Linked DNA regions of Homo sapiens: region 1 is linked to region 2. Evidence: chromatin loops called from intact Hi-C (ENCODE). Cell type or tissue: HepG2. All regions are shown on one strand. Links, peaks and the distances in the headings refer to the core of each region. The heading gives the core; the rest is flanking DNA.

Evidence for each region. Hi-C counts contacts between places; a loop is a spot of excess contacts. Peaks named below come from ENCODE experiments on the same cell type or tissue, not always from the same donor. Only the 100,000 strongest peaks of a DNase experiment are listed, where the experiment ranks them.
Region 1: a loop joins it to region 2, with 14 times the contacts of the local background. A loop is called at or near these places in 2 of 110 quality-filtered maps.

The regions. Positions count from the first base shown.
Region 1 is chr17:73,116,305-73,131,438 of GRCh38, forward strand. No RefSeq gene overlaps it. Among named protein-coding and RNA genes, the nearest start is that of SLC39A11, 31 kb to the left of the region's middle. In HepG2, for the core only: no CTCF peak of the experiment used is centred there; a DNase peak (open chromatin) is centred at 7,057.
Region 2 is chr17:73,004,058-73,019,191 of GRCh38, forward strand. All of the region lies in intron 4 of SLC39A11 (solute carrier family 39 member 11), which reads right to left. Among named protein-coding and RNA genes, the nearest start is that of SLC39A11, 81 kb to the right of the region's middle. In HepG2, for the core only: a CTCF peak has its summit at 9,926 (motif pointing left); a DNase peak (open chromatin) is centred at 6,574; H3K4me3 peaks cover 905 bases.

The sequences.
Region 1 (15,134 bases), core at 2,588-10,587, 110 kb after region 2:
TTCTACTCTAATTCACCTGCAAATCCACATCCACGCAGACCCTATGGATCTAACATTGTAGCCCTGAATTACATAAAATCTTGAAACTTTTTTAAAAAAAGATTTATGTATATTTCTCACCCTTGAGAGAATATCAGTTACCGAAGAGTTAAAAATATCTCTTACTTTTTTCTACCCACCACAAAACTTACTTCCTTAAGGATAAAAACCTCGGGAACTATATTAGTCTGAAAATAATGAAAGTTTTAGGGCAGGGGTGTGGCCTGCTCAAAGGAGGGGTTGGGGAAGAATCTGGACACAGTGGGCAACAGGGATGGGGGCAAGAAAAGATTGGAGCTGAGGCTGGGTGGGGTGGCTCACGCCTGTAATCCCAGCACTTTGGGAGGCCGAGGGTGGGTGGATCACCTGAGGTCAGGAGTTCCAGACCAGCCTGACCAATACAGTGAAATCCTGTCTCTACTAAAAATACGAAAATTTTTTGTATTGGTGACATGTGCCTGTAATCCCAGCTACTCGAGAGGCTGAGACAGGAGAATTGCTTGAACCCAGGAGTTGGAGGTTGCAGTGAGCCGAGATCACGCCATTGCACTCCAGCCTGGATGACAGAGCGAGACTCTGTCTCAAAAAAAAAAAAAAAAAAAGACTGGAGTTGAGAAATCTGTTGGTGGAGAATGCAAATCACAGGTGGAAGACAAGAAGCACTACCCTCCTGGTGACAGAAAATGTGCCCCAATGTTAGGCAGTGGAGTACATAACATCATACCTGTTTTCATTCCCAGAATAGGACAGAAACTTACTATAACTGAGTCAATCAAACATCTTTGAGTTTCCACTGCACCAGGTCTCAGAGCCTTTCTTATGAAAAGAAGCTCACTAGGTCCAATCTTACCTGGCCCCCTGGGGATACTGTGGGGCTTGATAGGGTAACCATCTGTTCTGGTTTACTCAGGACTGAGGGGTTTCCAGGGATGTGGGACTTTTGGTGTTAACTGGAACAGTCCTGGGCAAACAAAAATGAGGTGGTCACTCTACACCACATTGCACACGAAAGAAAGCCAAAGCTCAGGTTACTACCTTGCTACTCAATGTGTAGTCCCTGGGCTTGCAAGGTAGGCACCACGAAGGAGCCTGTTAAAGATGCAAAATCTAGCAGGGTGTAATGGCTCATGCTTATAATCCCAGCACTTTCGGAGGCTGAGGTAAAAGGATTGCTTGAGCCTGGGAGGCGGAGGTTTCAGTGAGCTATGATCACGTCACTGCACTCTAGCCTGGGCAACAGAGCAAGACCCTGTCTCAAAAAAAAAAAAAAAAAAAAAAAAAAGATGCAGAATCTCGGCTAGGTGTAGTGGCTTGCGCGTATAATCCCAGTGCTTTGGGAGGCTGAGGTGGGTTGATCACTTGAGATCAGGAGTTCGAGACTGGTCTGGCCAACATGGTGAAACCTCATCTCTACTAAAACTACAAAAATTAACCAGGTGTGGTGGCAGGAGCCTGTAACCCCAGCTACTCAGGAGGCTGAGGCAGGAGAATTGCTTAAACCTAGGGGGCAGAGGTTGCAGTGAGCCAAAATTGCACCACTGCACTCCAGTCTGGGCAGCAGAGTGAGACTCTGTCTCAAAAAAAAAAAAAAGATGTAGAATCTCAAATCTCAAGCCCCACCTTGATCTGATGAATGAGAACCCACATTTCAACCTGATTCCTGGGGACCTGTGCCCATCGGGTGTGAGGAACATAGGGTTATTAGATAAAATTTGTTCCTTCAGCATCCATGAGTCTGTGCATGTGCTATTTTATTTTGACTGTTTCAATATCAGAAGAAACCATCCAAAATTGGTGCCAAGTGAATTATAGCTTTTTATGACCATTTACAACACCACACTGCAAGAAGGCTAAAGAGTGATTTTGTTTCCTCTCTTCATTCTCTTCTCCAGATTTCAAGAAACAGAATGCAGCAGTCCAGAACATTTTGACTCTAGTGGTTGCTTTGCCAGGATTTCTCAACCTGAGCGCCACTGGCATTCTGCGCGGCACATTCCTTGCTGTGGGGCTGTCCTGTGCATGGTAGGATGTTTGGCAGCATCCCTGGCCTCTGCCTACTAGATGCACCTGTTATTGCACCTCCTCCCAGTTGTGACAGCCAAAAATGTCTCCAGACATTGCCCGATGTCTCCTAAGGGGCCAAACAGCCCCCAGTCAAGAACCACTGGCTTAGACAAAGAAGACATGCTCATGGAAATAAGAGCCAAAAGCAGACATGAGGGAGCTTGTGCTTGCCAGGAGTTTGTTAAAGTCTTGAAAACTATGTTCGGCATGGCACGGTGGCTCACGTCTGTAATCCTAGCACTTTGGGAGGCCAAAGAGGGAGGATCGCTTGAGCCCAGGAGTTTGAAACCAGTCTGGGCAACATAGGGAAACCCTGTCTCTACATAAAATTAGAAAATTAGCCGGGCGTGGTGGCACACACGTGTGGTCCCAGCTACTCAACAGGCTGTGGCAGGAGAATCGCTTGATCCCTGGAGGTGGAGGCTGCAGTGAGCTGAGGTCACACCACTGCACTCCAGCTTGGGTGACAGAGCGAGGCCCTGTCCAAAAAAAAGAAAAAAAAAAAAAACCCTGAAAACAAGGCCACACTGATACCCAACAGGCTTCTGGAGAGAACCAGCTGGGTGACCTGCAGGCCCACCCCATGTCGAAGGGGAAGCTGTCTGCCAGTGACACTAATGAAGACAAGCAGTCCCCAGTTGCCAGGGCTCAAGCCGTCTGCCCCACCACTTACAGCTGCTCTTTGTTATTTCAGCCACAGAGTGCAAGAAAGACCTTTTGCCGTTTTATTAGTGTGCCATGCTGAACGATATTAGAGGTTTCCTAGCAGCATTGTTAAAAAAAAAAAAAAAAAAAAAAGACTGAGTAGTTGACGTTAGAATCACCAGAGTGAACCATCTGGCTCAGTCCCCCACCATCATCACATGAGGCAGAAGGCCATACCAGATGGGGCACTTGCAGAGCTGGTCCCTGCTGTGAGCAGGTGCTGTTTAGTGTCTGGGTAGCCCCAGGAGGCTTATGGACTGAGAAACCATTCCCATCTCTGCCTCCGGGCTGGCCTGGGCCACACCCTTCCTCAAGGCATGTAAAGGAGGTTAACTACTCCATTTGTCAATTTTAAGATGCACTTTCTCCTCCCTGCTCCCACCCCCAGTTCAGCATCTTGGAAATCTGGATTCATCTTACAGCAATAGGACAATGGCCATCAGACAGGTATAAGGTGGGATGCAGCCATCAGGGCCTGACGACGCGCCAATGTCAAAAGCACCTGCAAAAAACTCTCAGGATAGTCCAGAAGGTTTGGAGGGAAATCCAAGAGGAGTGCCCTTTTGGCCCATAAAAGACTGATGGTCATAGAGAACGGGCAAGGAGGCAGGGAATTGGATGTCTTCAGAAACATTCCTGAAGGCGCAGAGTGGGCCAACCCTACTCTGCATGAGTACTACTCAGAGAGTGGTGCCTGGACCAGCAACATCAGCATCACCTGGCAGCTGGCAGGAAATAAATGCACATTCTCGAGCTCCATGCCAGACCTACTGAGTCAGAATCTCTGGGAGTGGGCCCAGCGCCGTGGCTCACGCCTGTAATCCCAGCAGTTTGTGAGGCCAAGGCGGGCGGATCACTTGAGGTCGGGAGTTTGAGACCAGCCTGGCCAAAATGGTGAAACCTCGCCTCTACAAAAATACAAAAATTAGCCAGGTATGATGGCGGGTGCCTGTTATCCCAGCTATTCAGGAGGCTGAGGTGGGAGAATTGCTTGAACCCGGGAGGCAGAGGTTGCACTGAGCCAAGGTCGCACCACTGCACTCCAGCCTGGGCAACAGAGAAAGACTCTGTCTGAGAAAGAGACAAAGAGAGACAGAGAAAGAGACAGAGAAAGAGAGAGAAAGAGACAGAAAGAGAGAGAAAGAGACAAAGAGAGAGAGGAAGAGACAGAGAGAGAGAAAGAGACAAACAGAGAGAAAGAGACAAAGAGAGAGAGAGAGAGAAGAGAAAGAGAAAGAGAGAAAGAAAAAGAAAAGAGAAAGAAAGAAAAGAGAAAGAAAGAAAGAAAGAGAGAGAAAGAGAGAGAGAGAAAGAAAGAAAGAAAGAAAGAAAGAAAGAAAGAAAGAAAGAAAGAAAGAGAAAGAAAGAAAGAGAAAGAAAGAAAGAAAATAAATTTCTGGAACTGGTCCAGCAATCTGTGTCTCAGGCCCTCCAGGATGTTCCGATGTAGGCTCGAGATGAGAAGTGCTGCTCTACATATTTGACTTAAATCAACGAACTTGGCTTAAATCGATATTAGCAACAATTATTAGCAACAATGGCCTTTAGTTCTTTTAAGGAATCTTTTAAGAAATGTTACATCATGGATACTGTAGACAAAGACGATAATATATGAAAAAATACTATCTCAAGTACTCTGACTTGAAAAGTGATAGAGAAGCATCAGACTCAAATATGAGAAAGTTTGAGGAAGCGATTCCTCTTCTAAATATTATATTTCCTTTATATGCATGCAAAATGTATATTTATATGTATGCATAGATGTATAGTTTTCTTCATGAGTATGCACAGCACATAATAAAACTAAGTCTAAAAATTTCTTTTTTTTTTTTTTTGAGACAGTGTCTCGCTCTGTTACCCAGGCTGGAGTGCGGCAGCATGATCTCAGCTCACTGCAACCTCTGCCTCCTGGGTTCAAGTGATTCTCCTGCCTCAGCCCCCTGAGTAGCTGGGATTACAGGCACCCAGCACCATGCCTGGCTAGTTTTTGTACAGATGGGGTTTCATCACGTTAGCCAGGCTTGTCTCAAACTCCTGACCTCCAGTGATCCGCCTGCCTCGGCCTCCCAAACTGCTGGGATTACAGGTGTGAGCCACTACATCTGACCATAAAAGAGCTCTTTTAATAAGTAAAAATTAAATATTCTAAGTATAAGCAAGTATTCGAGTTTTGAACTATACACTTTTTCTTTCTTGACGGTTCACAAAATACTGCATCCTTGGGTTGGCAGAGTCTTAGGTTCCATAAAATGTGGAATTCTACTGTGTAACTTTGCCTCACCTAACCTAACTCTTTTGTGATACAGTTTAAACCTTCTCAACAAGGCCACATTGCAGCTATCTACATGATAGTGTGTTCCGTACTCAAAGATCATTAATCGGCCTTTTCTCAGATTTATTTTCCCCCACTTGGCTCTTCCTCTGACCCTACGGTAGGTAGTCCCATTTCCTAATGCTCTCATCACGGTGGCTTCTTTCTGCATTCTCTCCAACTAATCGATGCTCCTCTCCAATTCCAGCATGTCTAAAACAAAATATGGGATAAGTGGCTGGGCTAAGTTTGACATCTGGACCACAGCTGTGCACTGCTGGAAGAGGGTGGCTTCCACCCATGACAATGAACTGACACAGAGCATCTGTTAGGGCCTGGGAATCAGAAACCAGCCTCTCTGTTGTACCTAGGACCCCAGGGTCCTTTTTTTATTTTTATTTTTATTTTCTGAGGCAGAGTCTCACTCTGTTGCCCAGGCTGGAGAGCAGCGGTGCAGTCTTGGCTCACTGCAACCCCGCATCCCGGGTTCAAGCAATTCTCCTGCCTCAGCCACCCGAGTAGCTGGGACTACAGGCACACACCACCACGCCCGGCTAATTTCTTTTCGTATTTTTTGTAGAGACGGGGTTTTGCCATGTTGGCCAGGCTGGTCTTGAACTCCTGGCCTCAAGCAATCCACCCCTCCTCAGCCTCCAAAAGTGCTGAGATTACAGGCATTGAGCCCCTGGCCCCCCAGGGTTCTTAAGTCATGAAAACAGAGAAAGTGATAAGACATCCACATGATAAGCAGCCCCAATTCTTCCTGGCAGTCAGATTTCTTTCTCTTCTTGTATGCCTTCTTTGGGCCTGAGCGCTGAGCTTCCTGCATGATCTTACAGGAATTGACTAGACACTAAAATAATTGCTTTGCAGCAAGATAGAGCCAATCCAGAGGGAATCAAGACATGAGTCTGGTGGTTGACATCACGCAAGTTTATGGAGGGAGCTATGTGTTTCACAGAGCGACAATGGCTCAGCCCGCCAGCCTGGCCTCCTGAAGCCAGCGCCAGCCTGGAAGGAGAGACCGTCCCTTCTCCCTCTTCGGGCATCAGATGATAAGAAAGTCCTGCTGCCAGGATGAACTTCAGGAACTTGAGGATCAGTAAGATGGTGGCTCCTGCACAACGGGGTTGCTTTTAAACAGAGGTGATCATTAAACATTCACCGAATGAAGGAGTCATGGATAAGGATGTGGATCTTGGGATCAGCGTGTGAAAACAAATAACTTGTAGGTATTTCATTTATTTGTTTTCAATGGTAGGGGGGCAGGGAAAGGGGTTGTGGTGTTTGTTTGGTCTGTCTTCCCTATGAGCATGTCAGCTCCAGAGTAGGAAGACAATGGTGATATCGTTCAGCCTGGTATATCCAGCACCTAAAGAAATAAATCCAGAGTAGGCACTCAATAAATAAATTTGCCAACTTCGCCAGTGAATTTATTGGTTCAAAGATGTCCCTCTCTCTTAGACCAGAGAGTCTCCAATGGCTAGCTTGGGGATAGGAATGGAAAGGACAGGGGAGAGGTCTCAAGACCTATTTATTTTATTTTATCTTATCTTATTTTATTTTATTTTATTTTATTTTTTGGAGACAGGGTCTCACTCTGCTGCCCAGGCTGGACTGCAGTGGTGTGCTCACAGCTCACTGCAGCCTCCACCTCATGGGCTCAGTCAATCCTCCCACTTCAGCCTCCCTAGTAGCTGGGACTACAGGCATGCACCACCACACCCAGCTAATTTTTGTATTTTTTGTAGAGATGGGGTTTCATCATGTTGCCCAGGGTGGTGAAACTCCTGGGCTCAAGCAATCCACTGGCCTCAGCCTCCTAAAGTGCTGGGAATACAGGCATGAGCCACCATGCCTGACCCATCTCAAGACCTTTAAAAAACTACATATAATAGCTAATGTTTTACCATGCTCAAAGCAATGTTTGTGCACAAAAGTGTAAAGTGCACAAAGCCCGAATAACAGGCCTGGGAACACTTGGTGGCAGGAGGCCACAAATCCCTTAAATGTCAAGGAAGAGGCACAGCAGAGCGTCAGCTTCTCTGAGTCCAAGGCTGAACCACAACATCACCCACCAGTGGAAGCACCACCGCTTTCCAAACCTGACCTGTAACAGGGACTCTACTGCCCATCGATTAAAAGTGTGGTGTCTTTTTCCAGAGAATTGCTACCCAGTAGCTTTAGCTTTGCCTCTGAGGTCTCATCAATCCTTTCCCTCTTATGTAAAAGCAGCATTCAGGTCCTCTCCGCAACTCTTCCCTCCTTGCACCTAAAAATCTGTTTTTCCAACCGTTCCTCCTTTGACCAAGCCCAGGCCCTCACCACCCACTAGGTCTCCTCTCTCAGCTCTCCACTCTCAACACGCTCTCACAGAGTGTGCTGAGGCTTGAGTGCCCTGACGAGAACGTGAAGCCTTGGGCCTCCCTGCTTCCTGTGGGCACAATGGCTCTGTCTACGCACAGGGCTCATTCTTCCTACTTTGTGCCTCATCCTCCTTCTCCAGTTTGGAAAATACCAAAATGAACAAAGGAGAAAGAAAAGTCACCCATAACCCACCATTCCCTCTCTCCCTTCCTGCCTTCCTTCCGTCCTTCCCTTCCTCCCTCCCTTCTTCCTTCCTTCCTGTTTTTATGAGGGATATAAGGTAAAAAGTAGGCTTGGTGTGATGGCTTATGCCTATAATCCCAGCACTTTGGGAGACCAATGCAGGGGGATTGCTTGAGTTCAGGAGTTCAAGACCAGCCTGGGCAATATAGTGAGACCCCTGCCTCTACAAAAAAAAAATGTTTAAAAAACTAGCCAAGCATGATGGCATGTGCCTGTAGTCCCAGCTACTTGGGAGACTGAGGCAGGAGGATCACTTGAGCCCAGGAGGTGGAGGCTGCAGTGAGCAGAGATCACACCACTGCACTCCAGGTTAGGCAACAGAGCAAGATCTTGTCTCAAAAAGTAAAATTAAATTAAATTAAATTAAAATTGAAATGAAGTAAAATCCTCCTCCTTCTATCTTCACCAACAGAGGTAACCACTGCAAACAGCTTGGATAGTTCCTTCTAAAATGTTTTACTGTCATATGCAAACATATATAGATATAGATGTATACACACATACATACACATACATATACATACGTTTATATCTATATAAATACACCCAAATGTATGCACACATATACACATATAACTTCTAATTATTTAGTTACATGTATTTCTGTATATGTACTTAAAGAAATGTAAATTTATAAGTATAGATAAAATTATGTGAGCTACAATTACATTAATTATATAATTACTAAATTATACTATCATCTTTTATTACATAGATCTTACTCTGGAACTTGTCTTTTTCACTTGAGTGGCATATCATAGATACTTTCCCAAGGGGCTTCACACCACTCTCCCTCTTCCTTTTTTGTCGTGTCTGTGGTGCTCCATTTGGAGCTGGGCTGTGTTAAAATTGGCCAGTCCCCTCCCGAAGGACTTTGAAGATGTTTTTAATCTTTTGCGTTGTCTGATGTTCTAACAATGATTCTTTTTTTTTTTTTTTTTTTTTGAGATGGAGTCTTGCTCTGTCACCCAGGCTGGAGTGCAGTGGCGTGATCTCGGCTCACTGCAACCTCCGCCTCCCAGGCCCAAGCAATCCTCCTGCCTCAGCCTCCCAAGTAGCTGGGATTACAGGCACCTGCCACCACACCCAACTAATTTTTGTATTTTTAGTAGAGACAGGGTTTCACCATGTTGGCCAGGCTGGTCTTGAACTCCTAACCTCAAGTGATTCACCCACCTCAGCCTCCCAAAGTGCTGGGATTACAGATGTGAGCCACTGTGCCCGGCCAATTTTTTTTTTTTTTTTTAATAGAGATGAGGTCTCTTTTCATTGCCCAGGCTGGTCTCAAACTCTTGGGCTCAAGCGATCCTCTCACCTCGGCCTCCCAGAGTGCTGGGATTGTTGGTATGAGCCACCGATTCCAGCCTCTAACGACTATTCTTAGGCACCTATCTTTAAGCACCAAGGAAGGTATTTCTACAGGACCCATTCCAAGAAATGCAAACTGGGCCATAGGGTGTGTGCATGTTTCATTTTGATAGATATTGCCAAATTACACTCCTGAAAGCGTTCTCCAAATTTCACTTCCATTACCAGTGACTTGGAATTCTTTTTTCCCCCCAAATCTGATAGGTAAAAAATAGCACCTCACTGGTATCTTCCCCCAGTGGTTGAGGCCCTCCTGTGTGCTAATGCACCAGCCATATCCTCAGAAAGGCAGGTGGAACGGTGGTTCAGCACAGGAGCCCCGCTGTCCAACGGCCAGGATTCTAGCATACTTCTGCCTGTTATTAACTAGTACCTCCATTTCATCTACAAAATGGGCAAACTCATAGTGCTGATGTGATGTATGAAGGGTACGTGTAAAGCTCTTAGCACAGAATCTTTGCCCCATTCTAAATGGAAGCAAGCCCTTGGAAATCTACATTCTCTTTCTTTTTTTTTTTTTTTTTTTTTTGAGACGGAGTCTTGCTCTGTCACCCAGGCTGGAGTGTAGTGGCGTGATCTCGGCTCACTACAAGCTCCACCTCCCGGGTTCATGCCATTCTCCTGCCTCAGCCTCCTGAGTAGCTGGGACTACAGGCGCCCGCCACCATGCCCGGCTAATTTTTTGTGTGTGTTTTTAGTAGAGATGAGGTTTCACCGTGTTAGCCAGGATGGTCTCAATCTCCTGACCTCGTGATCTGCCCACCTTGGCCTCCCAAAGGGCTGAGATTACAGGCTTGCGCCACCGTGCCCGGCCAGAATTCTACATTCTCTACAGAACCCACCTCTCTCTCAACTCTCCCAACCACCAATTTCACTTCTGTGTCCTCCACTCTTCTTTGCCTTTCTCTCCAATTCGCAGGGCCTTTTGCTCTCCTCCATAATCCTTTTGATCCTCCTGACCACACTCTTTTTCCTCACTATGGCAACCCACTGCACATACCTTTCCCTCTGTTGGAACCCACACCTCACTGGGCTCTAGCCCCCGTGGGCAGATCTTGAGCCCACCTAGCTTGCCCAAGCATTATGGTGAATGCCTTGCTAAAATCCCAACTTGCCATGCTCATGACATTCACCCCATCTACCCCATCTACCTGCCAACTAAGCCAGCAGAGAAAATAAATGATCGAGCCTCCACAGCTTAGCCTGCACTTCAATAAATAAAGATGTGCAATGAGATTTGGACCTGTTGCCATCCAATTGCTAACCTCCATCCCCAAATCCAGAGCTGAGAAGCAAAAGACAAGACAATTAGTCCTGGAACAGGCTCTGCTGGCCAGCAGAAGAGGTCAGCAGTGGTATTGAGCAGTACCAAAGCTGCTTTATGATAATTCTTCAGCTGGGTACAATGACCTTTCATTCCATGTTTATTTGGAAATGACCTTTAAGCAGCAATCATCCAAAATTAAATGCTCCAAAGGAATAAATTAGATAATGCAGATGTCCCCCAGTGGTCAGTTAAGGAATACAGTGGAAAATAAAAGCAGCTCTGCCCGGGGATGCCACGGGCTAGTCTGTCCATTAGACTAATAAGCGAATACAGAGTTCTCGCAACCTCTGTCAATCAGAAAATTGAGAACCTGAAGCCAGAGTGACCTAGACATGATTATTTTCAAAATTGAACCCAAACTAGCTGATATTTCACTTTTTGATTCTGCCTGGAGCACAGGTAACTGAGTTACTTGAATGCCCAAGAATTGATTTCGCATCTCAGGGAGAAAGAATCCCGAAGATTTGGGTTCAGTGGCAACTTGGTAAGCTCCACGTGCCCCATCCCAGCCTCATTCCAATGGAAGACATCATTCATTTGTGCTGACTCATTATGAGCATCTACCACACACTGGGTTCTTTGCTAAGTGCTGGAGAAAATTCAGCCCCTCAAGGTCAAAGACAGAGGCAGGCAACTGAGCTTTTGGGCCTGCAGGAGGCACGGCCCTCTCCACCATGGGAACATCTCATTTCTGTTCTCATTTTCTACTCTGCAGGCTCTGTTCTTTTTTTCCCACTCAATATCAGTTTATCCATTTTCCTCTTTCTTGCTTATATTTAATTTGACCAATGATGGCACTCCCAGATAGCACCAATGGGTGATGCTTGGAACTTAACAAATCATTCTTCCTAAAGTAGAAAGCATCTGAAAAGAGAACTTCAGCACCAAGGCCTTTGGCCTCCTCTGCCACCTGCTCAGTGAATCTTTTTTTTTTTTTTTTTTTTTTTGAGACGGAGTCTCGCTGTGTCACTCAGGCTGGAGTGCAGTGGCGTGATCTCAGCTCACTCCTGGGTTCACGCCATTCTCCTGCCTCAGCCTCCCAAGTAGCTGGGACTACAGGTGCCCACCACCATGCCCAGCTAATTTTTCCTATTTTTAGTAGAGATGGGGTTTTACCGTATTAGCCAAGATGGTCTCCATCTCCTGACCTCGTGATCTGCCCACCTCGGCCTCCCAAAGTGCTGGGATTACAGGCGTGAGCCACCACACCCAGCCAACTCAGTGAATCTTAAAATCACTTGGATCACAATCCCAGGGCAAGGATCTCTTTCCTACCCTAGGGGATCCACTGGAGGGATCCATGAGAGGAGATCCGAAGAGACAGGGAGGAAAGAGACTGCTTTCCTCCCACAAAAGCAGTTTCCACAACCTCCCCTGGTCACCTCAACTGGCCCATAACACCTATCACTGCTCCCAAAGCAAAGGCTGCCATACCAAAGGCCTTACATTGGGCCAGGCATGATGGCTCACACCTGTAATCCCAGCGCTTCAAGAGGCTGAGGCGGGGGGATCACCTGAGGTCAGGAGTTCGAGACCAGACTGACCAACATGGCGAAACCCTGTCTCTATTAAAAATACAAAAGTTAGCCGGGTGTGGCGGTGGGCACCTGTAATCCCAGCTACTTGGGAGGCTGAGGCAGGATAATTGCTTGAACCTGGGAGGTGGAGGTTGCAGTGAGCCGAGATCGTGCCACTGCACTCCAGCCTGGGCAACAGAGCAAGACTCTGTCTCAGAAAAAAAAAAAAAAAAGGCCTTACATGGGGCAGATATGAGGTCAGAGCCCAATCCCTGCTGCCAAGGACAGTCTGATTTCACCTCCAGCTACCTTAGGAACAGCAGTGGGAAGGCAGGGCTTCAGGAGACAACCTCCAGAGGCCCAGCCAGGCAGCGAAGGGGATGGAAATGAAACTATAGCATGTGCAGTGGTGGGAACACTGCCTGGAAATCCCAACCCCAGTTCAGATTTGAAGCTTCACTAACTCACTGAGCCAAGTCACGTCACCCTCTGCTTCTTATAATGAATGGAACCCGAGTGAGTCCTAAGCTGCAAAAAATCTGTGATCATAGTATCCCCCAAAATTGAAAACAGACTCAAATCAAACAAATCCTTGTACATAAATGTTCATGCCAGTACTATTCACAACAGGCACAAGGTAGAAGCAACCCAAATGTCCATCAACTGATGAATGGATACACACAATGGGGTCTATCCATACAATAGAATATTATCATTCAGCCATGAAAAGGCATGAAGTGCTGATCCATGCCACAATGCAGATGAACCTCCAGAACATTATGCTCAGTGAAAGAAGCCAGACACCAAACACCACATATTGTATGATTCCATTTGTAAGAAATAGCCAGAATAGGGAACTCTGCAGAAAGAGAAAGCAGATTGGGCTGGGTGCGGTGGCTCAATCCTGTAATCCCAGCACTTTGGGGGGCCAAGATGGGTGGATCACCGAAGGTCAGAAGTTCAAGACCAGCCCAGCCAACATGATGAAACCCCATCTCTACAAAAATACAAAAATTAGCTGGGCATGATGGCAGGTGCCTGTAATCCCAGCTATTCGGGAGGCTGAGGCAGAAGAATCGCTTGAACCCAGGAGGTGGAGGTTGCAGTGAGCCAAGATCATGGCATTGCACTCCAGCCTGGGTGACAGAGTGAGACTCTTCTCAAAAAAAAAAAAAAAAAAAAAAAAAGAGAGAAAGCAGATTGTGGTTGTCAGGGGCTGCCAGAGTGGGGAATAGGTAATGACTGTTTTATGGGTATAGGGTTTTATTTTGGAGTGACTAAAATTTTTTTGGAAAGACATAGAATTTGTACTTGTAGAACATTGCAAATATACTAAATGCCACTGAATTGTTCAATTAAAATGGTTACTTTTATGTTATGTGAATTTCACCTTAATTTTTGTCTTTTTTTCCTTTTTGTGGAGAATGGGATCTCGCTATATTGCCCAGGTAAGTCTCAAACTCCTGGGCTCAAGCTATCCTCCCGCCTCTGCCTCCCTAAAAGCTGGGATTACAGGCATGAGCCACCATGCCCGGCCTCACCTTAATTTATTATTATTAATTTATTAATTTATTTTAGACACAGGGTCTGGCTCCGTCATCCAGGCTAGAATGCAGTGGTGCAATCATAGCTCGTTGCAGCCTTAACTCCTGGACTCAAGGTTATAGGCATGAGCCACGGACCCTGCCCCCTTACTTCATTTTTTTTTTAAGTCTGGTGAGTAGGCTTACAATAGCTGGCTCCGACTGGGTTTCTGCAGAAGCCTCACCTGGGAAGGGTCGTAAGAAGGGCCACTCCCTCTATTTCTATTCTGGAACCCCTGACGCCACTTTTTTTCCCCAAACATAGCTAAATTAAGCTCTTTTCTATTTCTCTAGCAGAATTATATGTCTATTTGTTTACTATCTGCCCAAAAAGGCTAACTCCAAGAGGGTAGTGATTTGTCTGGTTCAACGTAACACCCCACTGTCTAGCCATGGGTGGGCGCTCAATAAATATTTGTGAATGAATAAGTGAATGAAACTATGCAGGTGATCCTGTTTACCTTTTTTTCTTTTTTTAAAAAATAAAAGCTATAAATGTGTTGGTGGGGATGCGAAATGATGTAGCTGCTATGGAAAACTCGATGGAGATTTCTCAAAAAATTAAACATAGAATTGCCATATGATCCAGCAATCCCACTTCTGGATATACCCCCAAAAGAATTGAAAACAGGATCTCAAAGAGATATTTGCACACCTTTGTTCGTTGCAGCATTATTCACAATAGCCAAGAGGTAGAAGCGACTATATGTCCATCCATGGATGAATGGATAAAGAGAATGTGGTCTGTGCTTACAACAGCGTCTTAGCCTTAAAAAGGAGGAAAATCCATCTTATGCTACACCATGGAAAAACCTTGAGAACATTATGCGAAGTGCAATAAGCCAGTCACAGAAGAACAAATACCACACGACGCACCGCTTATATCGAGGCATCCAAAGCAGTCAAGTTTGTAGAAACAAAGTAGAATGGTGATTGCTAGGGGCTGGGGAAGAGGGGGAAAAGGGGAGTTATTTAACGGATATAGAGTTTCAGTTTCGTAATATAAAACATCCTAGAGATCTTTTGCACATGATGTGCATATAGTTACCATTATGGTACTACATACTTAAAAATAGTTACGATGGTAAATTCTACATTATGTGTTTTTACAATTTTATGAAGCTATAGACACACGTATACATGAATGTATAATTATACATCTTTAATTTTTTTGTGTTCTTAAACCAGCCTGTGAGAGGGTAGCTGAACCCGTGAGAGCTCTGCTGCCTGGTTTTGAGTAGGGACTATCCTGGTGGGTGAGGCTTTGGACAGCAATGCCCTTGAGGAGAGCTGGGCTCCATATCCTGTCTCCAGGAACTCATCAGCACAGATTGGAAAAGTTTATATGGCTAGATGAAGTTGCAGGGGGACCATCTGAATAGGCTCATGAAGCAGGAGTCATTAACAAGAAAAGTCAGCTCAAGCGCTCTTTGCCAAGAACTGGCTGTACAAAACTCAGTCCAGAAAATATCAACCTTAATTACAAAGTGGGTCTCTCCTGGAGGGCAGTGCTCCTCCCCCGACCCCAAGAACTGGGTTGGAGCCATGGGGGGCAGGGTGGGTGCTAAACTGCACTAGTTGAAACTTTTTTTTTTTTTTAATGGAAGCAA
Region 2 (15,134 bases), core at 3,423-11,422:
CCTGGGCGACAGAGCAAGACTGTGTAAAGAAAGAAAGGAAGAAAGAAAGAGAGAGAGAGAGAAAGAAAGAAAGGAAAGAAAGGAAGAAAGAAAGAAAGAAGGAAAAAAAGAAAGAAAGAAAGAAAGAAAGAAAGAAAGAAAGAAAGAAAGAAAGAAAGAAAGAAAGAAAGAAAGAAAAGAAAGAAAGAGAAAAAGCAAGCAAGCCACAGACTACAGGGCTTCCGCAACATTTATTTCTCATAGTTCTGGAGGCTAGAAGTCCGAGATCAGGGTGCCAGCATCATCAGGTTCTGACATGGCCTTGCTCCTCGGCTCCCAGAGGGCCGTCTTCTTGCCGTGTCCTCACAGGGTGAAGTAAGAAAGACAGCGAGCTCTCTGGTGTCTCTTCTTAAAAGGACACTAATCCCATATGAGGGCCCCATCCTCACGACATCATCTAAACCTAATTACCTCCCAAAGGTTCCCATCATACTGAGAGTTGGGGCTTCAACATACGAATGTGGAAGGTTTACAATTCTGGCCCTGGCAATAACCTAGGTATCCTGCCAGGTTGGCACTCCACTAGCAACTTGCTCAGTGGGTAAAATAAGTCTCATTATTTGAAGTTAAAGCGTAAGACACCTGGAGGTTTCTACTTCACCTGGTCAAGTCATTTGATCCTTAACTGTTGCTTTCAACAATCTCTCTGAGAAAAAGAGGCCACAGGCAATGGGGCAAAGATGGACTGTGGTCCTAGGGCACGATGTTATGGGCAGAGCTTTCTGGCCCATTCCCTTGGGAATATTGGAAGGAAAGGGGCCATCGGCTCATGGAATACCCAAACAGTCCACGAGAGGCAGGACCAGCAGACACTGCAATGTGGACCCCACGAAGATCACAGCACATAAGCACACCGACCTAACCCCCCAACACATATACACATGTCATGTTTTGTTTGTTTGTTTGTTTGTTTGTTTTAAACAGAGTCTCGCTCCTTCCCCCAGGCTGGAATGCAGTGGTGTGAACTCAGCTCAACTGCAACCTCCACCTCCCAGGTTTAAGCGATTCTCCTTTCTCAGCCTCCCAAGTAGCTGGGATTACAACTAATTTTTGTATTTTTTGGTAGAGAAGAGGTTTCACCGTATTGGCCAGGCTAGTCTCGAACTCCTGACCTCAGACGATCCGCCAACCTCTGCCTCGCAAAGTGCTAGGATTACAGGCGTGAGCCACCGTGCCCGGCCCACACACACAACGTTTTGTTAAGCCTGAACCCACAACTTGTGCAAATAAGAAACAGGACCAAAAAGTTATCCCCAGGAGCTTCCACAGTTCCTGATATAAGGGAACTGACACGTATCAAATACCTACTGCATGCCTGACTGTGTGTCTGATACTCTCTGCGTGTTATTTTATTTAACCCTCATGGCCACCCTCTCACAATTAATTTGGAGGCTGCTCAAGTGTCTCTGCGGTGCAGGGTGCCAGTCAGGATGGGCTGGGCTCTGCTGCAACAACAAAGCACCTTCCTGTTCTATATGCAGAGGCTCTGCCCGCTCCAGCCACCTAGGGACCTGCTCACAGAGGCTCCATCTCAACACGTGAGTCTGTGATCACATCACCACCTGAGTGACCTCAGCCATGGTGGCTCACGCCTGTAATCCCAACACTTTGGAAGGCCAAGGCAAGCGGATCACGAAGTCAGGAGATCAAGACCAGCTTGGCCAACAGGGTGAACCCACGTCTCTACTAAAAATACCAAAAAATATTAGCCAGGTGTGGTGGCGCAGGTCTGTAGTCCCAGCTACTCGGGAGTCTAAGGCAAGGGAATCGCTTGAACCTGGGAGGTGGAGGTTGCAGTGAGCCGAGATCACACCACTGCACTCCAGCCTGGGCAACAGAGCAAGACTCCGACTCAAAAAATAAATAAAAATAAAATAATAATAATAAATAAAATTATCATTAGCACCTACCTCACAAGACAATGCCTATAGAGAGCCTGGCACCGTGCCTGAGACAGGACACACACTCCATGACTGTGAGTCATTGTCACGACATGTCCCGTACAGAAAAAAAAGCTCAGAAAATACTCAGACAGCCAATGTTCCAACACATGGATAAGGGTGGCGTCCATGAGATGAGATTAAAAGTGTATTTTCCTTACCTGTTGGAGTTTTTATTCTCTACATTTCTTTATAAAATGAGCATACATAATTTTCATCATCAAGAAAAAGGGCAACATATAAATAAATACATCCAACATGAGAACACAAAACAAAGTTTTAAAAGAACTGGCCTTAATGGATCTTCTAGATCAGAGGTTTGTAAACTATGGATTGTGGGCCAAATCCAGCCAGTTTTGTACAGCCCACGAGCTAAGGATGTGTTTTACATTTTTAAAGGGTCTTGGAGAAGGGAAAGGAAGGGGAAGGGAGAAGAGGATGGGGAGGGGAGAGACAGCAGCAGATGCTGTGTGTGGCTACAAAGCCTAAAATATTTACTATCTGACCTTTTACAGAAAAAGTGTGTTCACCCTGCTTTAGTTCACCCGACCACCTGATTCTTCAGACAATAAGTACCCAAAGCCTTGGGTGCTTTACTTAGAATTCAGTTTGTAAACACACACACACACACACACACACACATGCACACACGCACCCCTACAAAAATTATCAGGAACACAAAGACCCTTGATATAAAATGATGAATATACAATTATCTGTCATCACACTGCAGACAGTACGTGATTGAGTCTCCTTTCCACCCAACCGTTCACACATTTAGGAAGCGTTTATTGCGGCGGGAGTTGTTAGGGGAGAGATTAAGGGGGCCTCAGCATCTCCATGTCCCAGGCACTGTTCTAAGCCTCGAGGATTCAATGATGAATAAAGCTCCAGGCTGAACACTCACTCTTTCCTGTAGCAAATCAGTTTCAGGGCCCCTCCGTGTCAGGCTCTGTGCCAGGCGCTGGGGATGCAGAGGCAAACAAGAATGATGACGCCACTGCCCAAGGAGCCTACAGCCCATCAGCGACATGGGCAGCTAAGCAACCACGCAGCACGGCGCTCAGTCAAGGGGCCACAGAGAGATTCAAAACCAAGACACAGGGCCGGGCGCAGTGGCTCACACCTGTAATCCCAGCACTTTCGGAGGCCGAGGTGAGTGGATCACGAGGTCAGAAGTTCAAGACCAGCCCTGTCAACATGGTGAAATCCCATCTCTACTAAAATCACAAAAATTAGCCAGGCGTGGTGGCACATGCCTATAATCCCAGCTACTCAGGAGGCTGAGGAGGGAGAATAACTTGAAACCGGAAGGCAAAGGTTGCAGTGAGCCAAGATTATGCCACTGCACTCCAGCCTGGTCAGCAAGAGTGAAACTCTGTCTCAAAAAAATAAAGCAAGACACAGCAGACACAGCCTCAGGGCAACGCCATCATCATCATGGACTAATGACAATGGCCAAAACCTGAAAAGGAAGGACTTGGCCTGGTGAAAGCAAAAGGAGGAAGGTGGTTCCTGGCAGAGGGAGAACACGAGAAAAGGCTCAAAAAGACAAACAGTGTGACGTGTGCTGAGAACCAGCTGCAGGAGCTGGTGGGTGGTTTGGGTGGTGGAGGACTGGCCTGAGCCCAAGCTAAGGAGGGAGGGAAGGAGGGAGGGGCCAGGAGGAGAACGGTGAACGAAGTCCAAGCTAAAGGGAAAAAGAGGAAAAAGGCCTGGACTTGATGGGAAGATAGCAAAGGATTTTGGACACGGAATGACATCGTCAGAAACATTTGTGGTTGGGCCAGGCACAGTGGCTCACGCCTATAATCCCAACACTTTGGGAGGCCGAGGCATGTGGATCACCTGAGGTCAGGAGTTCGAGACCAGCCTGACCAACATGGTGAAACCCCATCTCAACCATAAATACAAAAATTAGCGGGGTGTGGTGGCGTGAGCCTGTAGTCCCAGCTACTCAGGAGGCTGAGACAGGAGAATCACTTGAACCTAGGAGGTAGAAGGTGCAGCAAGCCAAGATCACACCACTGCACTCCAGCCTGGGTGACAGAGCGAGACTCAGTCTCAAAAAAAAGAAAAAGAAAAAGAAAAAGAAACATTTGTTGTTGGGGTTTGTTGTTTTTTTTTTGTTTTTTTTTTTTTGAGATGGGGTCTTACTAAATGGTCCAGGCTAGCCTCAAACTCCTTGCTTTAAGCAATCCTCCAGCCTCACAGCATCCCTAGTAGCTGGGACTACAGGCACCTGTCACTGCACCCAGCAGAAACATATTTTTAATAAGATTATTCTGGCTATTTCCTCTGTAGCCTTGCAGAGTGAAGGCACTTACAATGAAAGCTAGCCTGAAGCTCTACCCAAACAACCACACTGCCCTGACCAGGCCGCTCCCTCTGCCCGTGCCGACTGCCCAAGTGTCCTTCCAGCTCCTCCCATTCAGAGCTGAGCTTCACACATGTGGCTCCAGCAAGCTGTGGGCCAGATGAGCCACCAGCCTGGCTGCCCACCAGGTTCAACCTAATCAGGTGCTCCTGATTATAGGGACACCAGGATATAGACCCAAAAGAACTGAAAACGGTGCTCAAACAAATCCTTGGTCACTCATCTTACTAGCAGCACTATTCACAGTAGCCAAAAGGCAGAACCAGCCCAAATGTCCAGCAATGGATGAATGGAACACAGTATGGCACGCCCAAACACAGTGGAATATTCTTCATCCAAAAAAAGCAATGACGTTCTCGGCCAGGCACAGTGGCTCACGCCTGTAATCCCAGCACTTTGGGAGGCTGATGTGGAAGGATCACTTGGGCCCAGGAGTTCAAGACCAGCCTGGGCAACATAGTGAGATGCTGTCACTACAAAAAAAAATAAATAAATAAAATAGGCAGGCGTGGCAGCACATGCCTGTAGTCCCAGCTACTCAGGAGGCTAAGGCCGGTGGATCAGTTGAGCCTGGGGCCCTTAAGGCTGCAGTGAGCTGCCATTGCAATGCTGCACTCCAGCCTGGGTGACAGAGAGACCTGCCTCAAAAAAAAAAAAAAAAAAAAGGCAGGGGGGCGGGGTGGCTCACGCCTGTAATTTCAGCACTTTGGGAGGCCAAGGCGGGCGGATCACAAGGTCAGGAGATCGAACCCATCCTGGCTAACACGGTGAAACCCTGTCTCTACTAAAAATATGAAAACGAAAAATTAGCCAGGTGTGGTGGCGGGCATCTGTAGTCCCCGCTACGGGGGAGGCTGAGGCAGGAGAATGGCGTGAGCTTGCAGTGAGCCGAGATTGCGCCACTGCACTCCATCCTGGGGGACAGAGCGAGACTCCATCTCAAAAAAAAAAAAAAAAAAAGAAAAGCAATGAAGTTTGATACATGCTACAATATGGATCAACCTTGAAAACACAATGCTAAATGAAAGAAATCAGACCCAAAAGGTCACATATTATAGGATTCCAGTAATATGAAATGTCCAGAATGGGTAAATCCACAAAAACAAAGTGGATTAGTGTTTGCCAGGCGGTGGAGAGTAAGCGAAGAATGGGGAGATGGAGAGTGATGGCTTAATAGGCATGGGGTTTCCTTGGGGGGGTGATGAAAATGTGTGGAATTTAGATAGCAGTATTGGTTGCAGAAAATTATGAAGGTACTAAATGTCACTGAAGTGTTCCATTTAAAATTGTTAATTTTATGCTATGTGAATTTCATCTCAATACAACAAATTTTTTTTATTATACTTTAAGTTCTAGGGTACATGTGCACAACGTGCAGGTTTGTTACATATGTATACATGTGCCATGTTGGTGTGCTGTACCCATTAACTCGTCATTTACATTAGGTGTAGCTCCTAATGCTATCCCTCCCCACTCCCCCCACCCCACGACAGGCCCCAGTGTGTGATGTTCCCTACCCTGTGTCCAAGTGTTCTCATCGAATACAACAAATTTTTTAAGGAGCCCAGGAGATGAGTAGGTTCTGGAGCCCTCTCCACTCCAAGGTTTCGGTACTCTTCTCCCAGATGTTACAGCTTTCCAGACTCCTGCTGTGCTGCTACCTGCCTTTCTGGACTGACTGTGGTTCTCTGACTAGAGGGAGCATCTAAGTCCCCTGGAGATCTAGTTCAAAATGCAGGTGCCTGGGCCTCACCCCAAGAGCTTCTGAGGCACAGAGTCTGGGGTGGGGTCCCGGCACCTGCATTTTGTTAGGTGATTCTGGTGTGGTCTGAAGTTTGCAATCAATACAACCAGACCCTTTCTCCCTTTTCATCTTCGGACTGTTACTTAATCAACTGCAGGACAATTCTTCTTTCCCTCTTTTCTTAGTCTTTTGCAATAGGAGAAGACTTGGGCTTCAAAAAGAAACAGGAAGATACTTGAATTATGGAGAATGAAACATAACCCAGTAACTAAACAAAAGCGAGTTATAGGTAGCCTTCAATCAATGGTCACTGACCTTGGCTGAACGTCAGAGTCCTTACGGGAACTTTTTTAAAAGTACCTAGGCCGTACCATGGACACCATCAGTCAGAACCTCCAGAGGGAGGTCTAGATGTTAATATTTTTTCTAAAGCAACACAGGCAACTTCCCTGCTCTCCACCTCACCCTTTACTCAAAGGTCGCTCGAAAAATGCTTGTAGTAAATGGCAGTATGAGTCTCTAGCTTCTTAGGCAAACATAATTATGAAAGTAAATAAGGCATGAAAAATCAAATGACACAGGCAAATTTCAGATTAAGCTTTTCTTTTTGTCTCCTGCGTGTTTAATTATCTGTGCTTCATGTTTGTAGGGCCAAAAAAGCGGTCAATTGCAACGGGCATGGATCTGCTCCCCAAAAATAACTCACATGTGTAAAGCACTTTCAACTTCGATGCCGTAAGGAAGCGTTTTCCTAACAATGATCTCCTCTGATCTTCACAACCTCTCCAATTATTCTTTCATTGATTCATTCATCAAATACCTCCTGAGAACCTACTCTGTGCCGGGCACTGTGCTAGTGTACAGGACACTGCAGAGACATGACCCATCTGTGCCCTTGCCCCCACCTTCAGGCCCCCGGTACACAGGCACACAGGTGATGACAGCCCAGGGAAGGGAAGGGCCAGGACGAGGAAAGTACAAAATGAAACCAAGATATGGGGCAAGTCTGGAGAGCCTTGTGGGGAAGAAATGCACAAGATGCACCCCAAAGGGTAAGGAAGAGAGTCTGGCAAAACACCGCAGAGGCGGTGCCCCAGGCAGAGCTGGCGCAAAGGCAGGGGGGACAGGAAGGAAACCGGAAGGATGGCAAGAGATAAGCAGGGAGGGACCAGGCTGCAGACGGCAGTTAGGGCCAGATCAGAAGGACTCTGGGAAGCACTCTATGAAAACAGAACTGCAAATGGAAGGTAGAGGAGCCCTTGAAGGGGTTTCAGCCAGAAACACAATCAGACTCACAACCTGCGTGGGATACTCTGGGGGCCTGTGGAAAATGATCTGGAGCGGGGAGACGAAGGTACCCTGAACAGAGAGGTCACCAGGGCACATAGACAAAAGATCATTCGTACAAAAAAAGTAGAAAGAATGAATAAGTCCTGCTATACGACAGCATAACAGGGTGACTATAGTCAAAATAATTTAATTGTACCTCTGGTTTTCTGGTTTTCTTGGTTTTTTTTTTTTTGGATGGAGTTTCACTCTTGTTGCCCAGGCTGGAGTGCAGCGGCGCGATCTTGGCTCACTGCAACCTTCGCCTCCTAGGTTCAAGCAATTCTCCTGCCTCAGCTTCTCAAGTAGCTGGAACTACGGGCACCCACCACCATGCCCGGCTAGTTTTTGTATTTTGGGTAGAGATGGGGTTTCACCATGTTGGCCAGGCTGGTCTCGAACTCCTGACCTCAGGTGATCCACACGCCTCGGCCTCCCAAAGTGTTGGGATTACAGGTGTGAGCCACTGCCCCTGGCCCTAGTTGTACATTTTTAAATGACTGAAAGATGGCCAGGTGCGGTGGTTCACTCCTATAATCCCAGCTCTTTGGGAGGCCGAGGCGTGTAGATCACCCGAGGTCAGGAGTTTGAGACCAGCCTGGCCAACATGGTGAAAACCCATCTCTACCAAAAAATAGAAAAACTAGCCGGGCGTGGTGGCAGGCGCCTGTAGTCCCAGCTACTGGGGAGTTTGAGGCAGAAGAATTGCTTGAACCCGGGAAGCAGACGTTGCAGTGAGCCAAGATCATGCCACTGCACTCCATCCTGTGACAGAGCAAGACTCTGTCTCAAAAATAAAATAAAATAACTAAAAGAATATAATTGGATTATTTGTAACATAGAGGATAAACGCTTGAGGGAATACCCCATTTTCCATGATGTGATCGTTATACGTGACTATATCAAAACATTTAATGTGCCCCATATACACCTACTACGCAGCCACAAAAATTTAAAAAACTTTTTAAACAAAGGATCGACTGAATAAGTATTTAAATCAGGGATCAGCAAACTGTTTCTGCAAAGGGTCAGATAGTATTTCCCAGTTTTTTTTTTTCTTTTTTAACTTTTATCTTAGAATCAGGGGGTACGTGTGCGGGTTTGTTACAAAGGTATATTGTGTGATGCTAAGGTTAGGAGTAGGACTGAACCTGTCACCCAGGTAGTCAGCACAGTACCCAGTAGGTAGTTTTGCTGCCCTTGCCCCCTGTTCTCTCCCCTCTCTAGTAGTCCCCAGTGACTACTGTTCCCATCCTTATGACCATGTGTACCCAATGTTTATTTTATTTTATTTATTTATTTATTTAGAGCCACATATTTATTTATTTATTTAGAGACACAGTCTCACTCTGTCACCCAGGCTGGAGGGCAGTGGCACAATCTTGGCTCACTGCAATCTCCACCTCCCAGGTTCAAGCGATTCTCCTGTCTCAGCCTCTGGAGTAGCTGAGACTACAAGTGCGAGCCACCAGGCCTGACTAATTTTTATATTTTTAGTAGAGATGGGATTTTACCATGTTGGCCAGGCTGGTCTCGAACTCCTGACCTCAGGTGATCCACCTGCCTCGGCCTCCCAAAATGCTGGGATTACAGGCGTGAACCACTGTGCCTGGCCCTTATTTTATTTTTTTGAGACAGTCTTGCTGTCATCCAGGCTGGAGTGCAGTGCACAATCTCGGCTCACTGCAATTTCCACCTCCTGGGTTCAAGGAACCTGCCTCAGCCTCCCGAGTAGCTGGGACTACAGGCGTGCACCATCACACCTAGCTAATTTTTGTATCTTTAATAGAGATGAGGTTTCACCATATTGGTCAGGCTGGTCTCGAACTCCTGACCTCCGGCGATCCACCCACCTCAGCCTCCCAAAGTGTGAGGATTACAGGCGTGAGCCTCCGCACTTGGCCCTGGTGTTTAGCTTCCACTTATAAGTAAGAACATGTGATACTTGGTTTTCTATTTCTGTGTTCAATCACAACCATCACAGCTACTCATTTCTGCTGCTGTGTTGCAAAAGCAGCTGCAGGGGATTCCACAGTTCATAAATGAACAGGTGCAGCTGACTTGGCCCTCAGGCTGTACTTTGCCAGCCCTCCCTCTAAAGCAAGCTTGTTCAACCCACGGCCCACGGGCAGCAGGTGGCCCAGGACGGCTTTGAATGTAACACAATAAAAATTCATAAACTTTCTTAAAACATTATGAGGTTTTGTGATTTTTTTTTTTTAGCTCATCAGCTATCGTTAGTATTTGTTCCTGTATTTTATGTGTGGCCCAGGGAAGCCAAAAGATTGGACACACTTGCTGTAAAGGATCACATCCACATGGTTTCAGGACCAATGAGGGGATAATGAAAGGAGACAGCAGGGCATCAGAGGAGATGAGGAGGAAAGTAGGCATTGTCACCAATGACTCCTAAATCAGGAATCTGAGACGCAGAGGCCCAGCGATTTGATGGAGGGCAGTCACACCCAAGCCTCAGTGCAAATTCTCTTAGCAGTGCCCCCTGCTGTGCCTTGGCAATCGTAAATAAATCAGATGTGAACGCACCACACACCCTCACATATCTGAGTTGCTTACTTTGGCCACCCCAGCCTTCAACTAGTTCCCTTAACCCATCCTCTGCAGAGCCCACTCCCTCTCATATAAACACAGAATGCACCTAAATCAACTTCATGTCTCCTGGGGCCTCAGCCTCCTGCAGAGCCAGAGTCTCACACTACCCCGTCCTGAAGTCCTTTCAGTTTATAATGAGATGATCAGTTAACCTCGACCCAGCATGTCTGGGGAGGAATATGTTGCTGGGAACATTCAGTTCTCACTCCCTATCCCGGTGCAATTAACCCATCAGATCTGTCCTGTTAGAAATCAATCAGCTGAGTAACTATCAAAAACTAGATACGGGCACAGTGCCTCATGCCTGTAATCCAGCACTTTGAGAGGCCCAGGTGGAAGAACTGCTTGAGTCCAGGAGCTCAAGACCAACCTGGGCAACGTAGCAAGACCCTGTCTCTACAAAAACTGAAAAAGAATTAGTCGGTCATGTTAACATGAGCTGTATCCCAGCTATTCAGGAGACTGAGGCAAGAGGATCGCGTGAGCCTGGAAGTTCAAGGCTGCAATGAACTGTGATCGTGCCACTGCACTCCAACTTGGGTGACAGAGCGAAACCCTTTCACAAAAAACCATGCGGATGGGCACATACAAGCAAACTGGGGCCCACGTTGCTTCACCAAGTCCCAGAGGGCCAGCTTTTGAGGCCCTTGTTCTCTTCGCTCCCAGCGTCATCTGACCCTCTGGCTGCACGTTTCTCTTGCCTCTGGACTGGACATAAGCCCCTGGCCGGCCTGCAGCAATTTCCTATCTCATGTATTCGTGCGTGACATCTTCCTCTCCTGTTCAGAGCTCTCCCAATGCTGTTTCTGTAACTCCAGCCTCCATCCCGCCCCTGAGCCACTGGTTCATACTCCCAACTTCCTAGAGCCATCTCAACTCAGGTACCTCACTGTCAACCTAAACTCAACACATGCACAGTCTATCAGTCAGTGCTTGTTGAATTCATGTTTCTCCAATTAACTGTATTCCCTTCCACGCCCATCTATCCCTCCCAAATACTGAGTTTCCATCCTACTCTGGTATGGCCTCACAGCCACTGAAGTCTGAAACCTCGGTATTGCCCTGTACTGTTTTTTCTTCCTCCATATAAGCACTCATCTGATCTTCTGCACGGTTCCTTCTTCTAAATGTCTCTCAAACATGCCTTCCTTTCCATTTTCATCATCTCGGGCCCTCCCTGCCTTTGGGAATACTGCATTCATGTCATAGTTAGTCCCTGGGCCTTTGGTTTCTCACTCTTCCAAATTATTCTATTATCTGGTGCCAGATTAATCTACAAAAACACCACTGGATAACGTCACGACCTATGCAAAAATCCCAAACTTCTCTCTGATCCCAAGCTCAAGGGATAACACCTCACATTAGCATATACAGTTTATAATTTGGAGTATTTCAATGTACCCTGTATGCCATCCGATTCTCCCCAATAACTCGTCCTTAACAAACTGCCACGTGGAACAGCACTTCTACAACAGGGAGGCGATTATTTTTATTTTTATTATTTCTTTGAGACAGGGTCTTGCTCTGTCGCCCAGGCTGGAGTGCAGTGGCGCGATCTTGGCTCACTGCAACCCCCACCTCCAGGTTCAAGCAATTCTCGTGCCTTGGCCTCCCAAGTAGCTGGGATTACAGATGCGCACCACCACGCCCAGCTAATTTTTGTATTTTGACTAGAGATGAGGTTTCCCCATATTGGCCAGGCTGGCTGGAACTCCTGACCTCAGGTGATCTGCCCGCTTCGGCCTTTTAAAGTGCTGGGATTACAGGTGTGAGCCACCGTGCCCAGCCAAGAAGGAGATTAGAGCAAAATGAAAAGAATGAGGAATGGCGGTGCTTTCTCATCTTAGACTATGACATCATTAACTAAGGTCAACGAGTCCAAAGAGGAGAATATAGCCATCTTGGACAGCTGGGCTCTGTCCAGCTCTAACACCAAGATGCTTTCAGACCCTGGGAAGGTTGTAACTTCTTCAGGTCTCAGTTTTACTATCTGTATCATGGGTTAATAGTCACTATTCTGCCTATATGCTTTTCTGAAGGGAAAATACAGTACTAGATATGACAATATGTCCAGTTTTAGAATGAACACTGTTGTAAAAAGCCACTATATCATGTTTCTTAAAGGGAGGTCCATGGATTACCTACATCAGAATCTCCTAGACACCTGATAAAAGTAAAGATTCCTGGGTTCCACTCCAGTTCTCCTAAATGAGACTCTCAGGGTGAAGAAGTATCAGAAAGTTGATTTTTTTTTTTTTTTGACAAAGTCTCGCTCTGTTGCCCACACTAGAGTGCAGTGGCATGATCTCAGCTCACTGCAACCTCCCCCTCCCAAGTTCAAGTGATTCTCCTGCCTCAGCCTCCCGAGTAGCTGGGATTACAGGCATGTACCACCACACTCTGCTAAGTTTTGTATTTTTAGTACAGACAGGGTTTCATCATGTTAGCCAGACTGGTCTCGAACTCCTGACCTCAGGTGATCCACCTGCCTCAGCCTCCCAAAGTGCTGGTATTACAGGCGTGAGCCACCACACCTCACTCCAATGCACACAAAACCTCCCAAAGAGCACCTAATTGCATTGTTACAAAGAAGTGATTTGCTAAATGTAAGCAGTCCCCCTGAAGTGGAGAAGAGTTAAGGCAGCTGTGGCAATATTTCAGAACCAATGAACCAAAGCTAAATCTAGTCACCTTCCCATGAGGGTCAGCCTTCAGTTGGTTCCCTGAATCAGCCAGTGTCCTGGCTCTCTGTGTGTAGGGTTTTCATCCAATTATGCTTATTCCTGCCATCTGAAGCAACACTCCATTTATTATGATCAAGAGACTCTAGCTCTCCACTTAAGCGCCTGTTAATTAAAAGAAATGCCTGTGGCCAGAATGCAGCAAAAATTCTAGAAGCAGGTATCAGTCAACTTCTGCAAGGAGAGGTATAGAAACTTTTGCCAGAAACACACATAGCTTCTTCTTAAAATGACCTTACAAGTTAAATCACCTTCATTTAGAAGGCAAAGTGGATTGGAGGGCAGAGAGAAACGAGGGGGAAAAATGAGGCCAAAAACACCTGCAAAGAATCTGGAGCAAATGTTTCCAATTAATTCCACTGTGACTTCCTATTTTAGAATAAGTAAAATACTATGAAGTTAAGTAAAATATATAAAGCAACTATTTTCAGGGACTAGACAATAATAGACTATGCAGGGCTGTGATCCTAGCCAGACGGAAAACATGCAAAGGGTGCACCACGTTCACCTGAACACTGGGGGCAGGTAGGGACTTTCCAAACTGCAGCATAAAGAAATGCAGCAGTATACAGAAAAAGATTGAAATTCAGGATGCTGGCCAGGAGTGGTGGCTCACATCTGGAATCTCAGCACTTTGGGAGGCTGACGCAGGTGGATCACCTGAGGTTAGGAGTTCGAGACCAGCCTGAGCATCATGGTGAAACCCCCATCTCTACTAAAAATACAAATTTAGCTGGGCGTGGTGGCACGTGCCTGTAATCCCAGCTACTTGGGAGGCTGAGGAAGGAGAATCACTTGAACCTGGGAGGCGGAGGTTGCGGTGAGCTAAGATCACGCCACTGCACTCCAGCCTGGGCAATATAGACTTCGTCTCAAAAATAAAATAAATAAAAACAAAATAATAAAAAATAAAATTCAGGACTGCTGACACAGCTGTAATTTGCAGAGTAGGATACCACAGAGGAGGATCATCACACAAACAAGAAATCTCAGAAATATGCAAAGGGATATCCATGAGTTGCTGACTAAATACTAAGCTATGCATGTGCAAAGTAAAATGCTATGAGGCCTGGAAAAGAGAATTCTTTCTAAGGGACTGTGAGATGAACGGAGATTCCAGAGGTCATATGGTACTAGAAGATAAAATTCCAACTAGTCTTAGCAAGGAAATCTCACTGTACACCCCAGTCATTCAGTTGAGACCCTAAAGATCCTCTTTAAGGGCAGAGCTATTCTAGGCCTCGAGTAAAAGCTACTCTATACCCATCCTAGCAAAGCTGAAAACCAAGACTTTACAGGATCAAGTTGAACCACCAGTAAATTATCTGCCTGTCAGAATAAAATCCATCACTCTTTAAGATGACTAAATCTAGTCTCTTAACAATAGACCACTGACAATGTCCAATATACAATAAAAAATTACTAGACATTCAGCCAGGTGCAGTGGCTCATGGTTGTAATCCAGGCACTTTGCGAGGCCAAGGTGGGAAGATTACCTGAGGTCAGGAGTTCAAGACCAGCCTGGCCAACATGGAAAAACCCTATCTCTACTAAACTACAAAAATTATCCACACGTGATGGCAGGCTCCTGTAATCTCAGCTACTCAGAAAGCTGAGGCAGGAGAATCACTTGAACCTAGGCAGCAGAGGTTGAAGTGAGCCAAGATCACACCATTGCACTCCAGCCTGGGAAACACGGCAAGACTCCATAACAAAAAAAAACAATAAAGTAAAAATAAAATAAATCAATCTATAGACCCAAGAAGCACAATTAACCACAAAAATAGGGCTATTGCAGTCCTCAGATAAAGGGTATCCATCCCAACAAAGCCTAAAACCAAGACTTGGGAGTATCAAGCATATTAACTGCCTGCCATGACAACACTCAAACTTCTTTAAGAAAAGACAACAAAATAGAGATCCTCAACAACACAGGAATTACCCTGTCCAGCATACAATAAAAAATTACTAGACATGAGAAGAAACAAGAAAATGTTACTAATCACTGGGAGAAAAAAAAAAATCAAGAAAGATAAACATAAAGAAAACCACACAAAGGCATAACAGAGTCAAAATGCTAAAAACTAATGATAAAGTCTTAGGAGCAGCCATAGAAAAAGTCACATTACATATAGGAGAACAATGCTGACTTCTCATCAGAAACAACATAAGCCAGAGGACCTTAGAATCTCATCTTCAACGTCCTAAAAGCAAAAAAACTGTTAACCTAGAATTCTATATCCAGTGAAAACATTCTTCAAATAATGAAGGCAAAATAAAAATGTATTCAGATAAATAAAAGCTAAGAGAATTTGTCACTAGCAGGCCTAAGCTATAATGAATATTAAAAGTAGTTC